Linked DNA regions of Homo sapiens: region 2 is linked to region 1. A link is an interaction called in ENCODE POLR2A ChIA-PET data of the cell type or tissue named here. Cell type or tissue: OCI-LY7. All regions are shown on one strand.

The links. ChIA-PET counts read pairs that join two places held together with the same protein. Peaks named below come from ENCODE experiments on the same cell type or tissue, not always from the same donor. Only the 100,000 strongest peaks of a DNase experiment are listed, where the experiment ranks them.
Region 2: POLR2A ChIA-PET joins it to region 1 with 8 read pairs; 2 of 35 experiments call an interaction of 5 or more read pairs at or near these places.

The regions. Positions count from the first base shown.
Region 1 is chr14:32,319,880-32,322,379 of GRCh38, reverse strand. No RefSeq gene overlaps it. Among named protein-coding and RNA genes, the nearest start is that of AKAP6, 8.2 kb to the left of the region's middle. In OCI-LY7, no CTCF peak of the experiment used is centred here; no DNase peak of the experiment used is centred here.
Region 2 is chr14:31,967,177-31,969,676 of GRCh38, reverse strand. No RefSeq gene overlaps it. Among named protein-coding and RNA genes, the nearest start is that of LINC02313, 24 kb to the right of the region's middle. In OCI-LY7, no CTCF peak of the experiment used is centred here; a DNase peak (open chromatin) is centred at 1,036.

The DNA of each region.
Region 1 (2,500 bases):
GTGTAATGTATAAGTAGGCACCAGTAGCATGCAGCTTCCTAGGAAGGGAAAAGAAAAGCTATTAGGTCCCAGAGGGGTTCACAGCCTCAGAGCTGAGACCCTTCAAAGGGTTAGGTTCAGGGCCAGAACTGGTAAGACCTACTCACAAGGTAGATGCAAGATATTATCCTCCCTTACTCCTGAACATTCCCAAATTTATGATAGTGACCACCATCTCAATGAGCTTGAGTTCCATTCCTCTCCTTTCCCAGGCAAAATTTCCATTGGCAAAGACGAAAACCTCAACAAGCCCAGGGAGGGTAGATCAGATCTTGAATGAACATTAGATTTGGAATCTGAAATAGACCTTGGGGTGATTTTGCCCATAGAAACTTGCCCTAACCAGTTCAGAGATTTCTCTGACGTCCTTCTGAATTCAAGATTTTCTCTTGTCTGACTTTATGGAACTTTATAGTGTTTTTATTTGTTTTTGTTTTTGTTTTTGTTTTGCTGTTTTGAGACAGGATCTCACTCTGTTGCCTAGGCTGGAGTGCAGTGGTGCAATCACACTTCACTGCAGCCTCAACCTCCCAGGCTCAGGTGATCCTCTCACCTCAGCTTCCTGAGTAGCTGGGACTATAGATATGCCAGCATGCCCAGCTAATTTTTGTGTTTTTTTGGAGAACAGGGTTTCACCATGTTGCCCAGGCTGGTCTTGAACTCTTGGGCTTAAGCAGTCTGCCTACCTCAGCCTCCCAAAGTGCTGGGATTACAGGCATGAGCCACCACACCTGGCCGACCAGTGTTTTGCTGTTTCATTTTGAATTTAACTACAAACACAAACATTTGACATGGAACCTACTGGCTTTAATGTGTTAATGGAAGCACAATTGTGCTGCTAATTTATACAGGCAAAGGAAAACACTGAGGACGAACATATTAGACAGGAGTTTACAAGCTTTTTGAACTGGGGCTTTCCTGTTTTAGCATTCGATGTTTTCATAGGTCTTAATCTTGCCTCCTCAAGTACACAGCTCTTTATGGTACTGCTATTTTGGTCACACTCCTAGGCATAAGCAATTTCTTAATAAGTCCTTCTTAATTCTTAATTATTTGAGAAAAATAGCATTATTTCTATTCCAGGCAATGATAAGCTTCCTGCAAGCTTTCTCTTTATCACCCCAGTGTTTGAAACGTTGTAAGATTCTACTAAGGTTTATATGTGTAAATCTTTATCCCTTCCTTTACTGCCTAAAATACCAAAATATAATTTGCTACTGAAAAGATTAGACCTAAAATGACAAAGCAAGTCAGCAAGAAAACACCTACTATGTGTCATCAGAGTTCTTATTTGCAGGAAATAAAGTGGTGCTCATGATACCTGTTTTCAAGTTATTCACAACTGTCTTGTAACTAACACAGCAATTTCACCCAACAAGTTCTTTCAATTTAGTCTCTGCCCCTTACCTGAGAAAAAATATTGATAATCAATCCTCATTTACAAATAGTCTCCCAGCATAAACAAATTACATTATAGAAAAATGGAAATTTCCAAGATAATTTTAAAGGCGTTCCTTTTTCTAAGGAAAATAATTATATCATGCTTACAAGGTAAAAATCCTTCAGTAATTAATATATTAAAGGGTACACTACAACAAAATCACAGCAGCTCTAACAAAAAAGATTTACTTATGGGGTAGAAACATTTTCTTTAGTGAATAATCCAGTTTGACAAATACACTCTTAAAAATCAGCTCTATGAAGTGTAGGGTTGTACACTATTCACAAGTCTTTCCATTTGCTAGGGTTCTATGAAATAAACAAGAGCTGAAATCCTACATCCTATGATAAGTATCAACTTCCTTTTACCTCTAGCTGAGACTTTACATCAGCCTGCCTTGTATTCCACTAAACAGATGTTTGTCTGTCACAGAAACAACTTCAACCTCCTTTGGGTCAAGAACTGTCTTCCAGAGTAGCATAGGTTGTGTAGCAAGCACTTGTTGGGCACCTCGCCTAGTAAATGTTTTTATCTGAGTTTGCCAAACTCAGCAACTTAATCCTCCCTCCTATTCTCCACCCCTGGCCAGTTAAAGACATGCAATCAAAAATTCCAAAACCAGCCAAGTGCATTGGCTCATGCCTGTAATCCCAGCACTTTGGGAGGCTGAGGTGGGTGGATCACCTGAGGTCAGGAGTTCGAGACCAGCCTGGCCAACATGGTGAAACCCTGTCTCTACTAAAAATACAAAAATTAGCTGGGTGTTGTGGCACATGCCTGTAATCCCAGCTACTTGGGAGGCTAAGGCAGGAGAATCACTTGAACCCGAGAGGCAGAGGTTGTAGTAAGCTGTGATTGTGCCACTGCACTCCAGCCTGGGTGACAGTGCAAGACTCTGTCTCAAAAAAAAAAAATTCCAAAGTCAACAGTCAAACATAAACATGTGTGCATATAAATACACACACATGCACATATAGATTTAAAAATATATGTGAGAATGAATTTTTGCATATAATATCA
Region 2 (2,500 bases), 350 kb after region 1:
CTGCTACATGTTGGTCTAGAAGAAATATTTCATTAACTACACTCTTGCTGTAGATGTTATCTAGTTGCCATAGAAACTTTGGAAGAAAAGCTTGTTTTTAACCCTTGGACTAGGTTTGCCACCCAGTTTTATAGCTCTATTTAAAGAGCCCCCTTGTTATTTTAAACGCTTCCCCTTCTGCTCACCTGTTTTCTCCTCCTGTTAGACAGCTGGACAGAACCTGTTCATGACCTTCAAACTGCCACTTATTGTGACTTCCAAGGCACAATTCCTGAGGGTGGATGGCTACAGCCAACAGTGCTTTTCTGTGTTTATCTGTGAGATGGGCTCTGGTTACAACAGCTTTTTTTTAAAGCTGAAGTTTCACTTTATCCAAAATAAAAATGAACTATCCTTTTCGTATTGCTTCAGCCAAGCAAACTTCTCCACTTAGCCCAAGTCTTTATAGAAGGCATCACGAGTCCCCACCCAGCTCCTCAGATAGCTTCCAAATTGGAAGTGTCTGGTTTCTAGATGCCCTAAGTACTATCCTTCCACTGGCCCATCCTCACTTCTCCTGGAGTTCCCAAATACAACACTAGGACTGCGCTTGCCTGTACAGCTTTTTCTTCCCTGGAGAACACATACACATCTCAGAACGGTTTACACTAGTGGGTCCCCAGGATGTGGGCTCCTGCCTGTCTCCCTACTGGGTGACATCTTTTCAACACTGTCTCTTTGTTCTCCTGCCTGGGGGCTCAATTTGGCACATATGGAAATTCTCATCTGGTTGCAATTGATTTTTTTCCTCAGGAGAGAGGTGGGTGTTGAACAACTGGGTTATATTTAGTGGGGTCATTCAGGGCCTGGCCTTGCTCTGGTTGGAGGGAAGGTTGAAGAACAGATGTTGGACACTTCCGGAAGCTAGAAAGTGTTAACCTGTGGAGGGCAGGATTCTTCCAAGCTCTTTTAATTTTGGTCATGATGGAGGTGTGGTCAGGTCCCATGGCTGAAACAATTTCATGCAAATAACACATTGCCCCTGCAAAGGCAGATCCTGTCTCCCAGAGAGGAAGTGAAAGTAGGGCTTCATTGTGTCCAGGTCATGACTGCTACTCAAGTGGACTTAACCCCTCAAGGTGAGGATGAAAATTAGGTCCAATTACTAAGGAGCTTGAAACTGCCAGGCAATTCCACCTCGCAGGAGTGCTATCCACTCAGGAGGACGTCTCATTTTAGAGCTCTCTGTACTGAATTTCTGCATTATGGAGCTCCAGAGAAAAGCTTGGATGGTTCCCACAAGAAGATTCATTGCAGCCAGCTCTGTTTCTGTGATTATCAAGTAACCACCGAGATTAGCCAGCTCATCAGTGAAACACTCCCTGGAGATGCAAGGGCTCCAGGGTTGCCAAAGACAGGCAGTATCTCTCTGCTAGGAAGTCCAAAGGCAGTAACTGTTGCCCACATCTGGCTCTAAACTGACACAATTCCAGGTAAGCCTTAGATGTGGGCAAGGAGGAATTTTGGTGCATCTCTGAGCTAGAAACTTCTTGTTTGCTTTATTTCTGAATGCCTCTCATGCCTCAGACAAAGCCTGGTGCATGGTAGATGCTGAACAAGTATTTGTTAAATGTGAATTAGGGTTTTTTTTTTCTTTTTTGCTATAGATCATAGATTTCTTTTTGAAAATAATGACTTTATTGAGATATACTTCACACATCATAAAATTCACCCTTTTAAAGTGTTCAATTCAGTGGTTTTTAGTATATCCACAGAGTTGTACAGCCATTACCACTATCTAATTTTAGAACAGTTTCCCCACCTCCTCTAAAAAACTGTGTACTCATTCTCCTCTTCCCCAAGACTTTGGTAAACATTAACCTACATTGTGTCTCTGACCATAGATTTCTGACCATTACATTCAACAGTTTTATGGATCTCTGTATGAGCACACAAAGCAAAATTTCTACCAGGGTCATGCTCTTCAGAAAGCATTGCTTGTATTTTCCTGGTTCTAGCTAATTCTGTCTCATCCTTTCTATCACTTAAGAGAACAGATGGCTTAAGCCTTCTCTAGGCCAAGGCTGTGTCTCTGTATTGCCAAACATGTTGATGAGCACTGAAATTCAGCCCAGAATCACAATGAAAGCAAATGTGAAATACCTGGACATCGCCAAAGTACTTCAGGCATTTCCCCACGCTCTGGCACTATTTAGCAACTGCATGGGTCACCCATTCTGGTGGGTGACCAGAAATGGCTCTTACCAGAAATGAAATTTGGGTATGCCAGGTCAATAACAGCATGTCAAGCTTGGCCTCAGAGGGTAGCATTGAGGCGGCGGCAGCAGCATTAACTGTGGAATTCACATGAAAAAGCCCCAAGCACTGTTTTGGGAGGAAGTTCCCAATCTGAAGCCTGGGGGGTTAGGTTGCCCTGGGAATAAGGGGCATAGCCTGAAGGTCTCAAGCCCAGGGCAGAGGTGGTCCAGGAGCCATGGTGGCAGCCAAGTACTGAGCACTA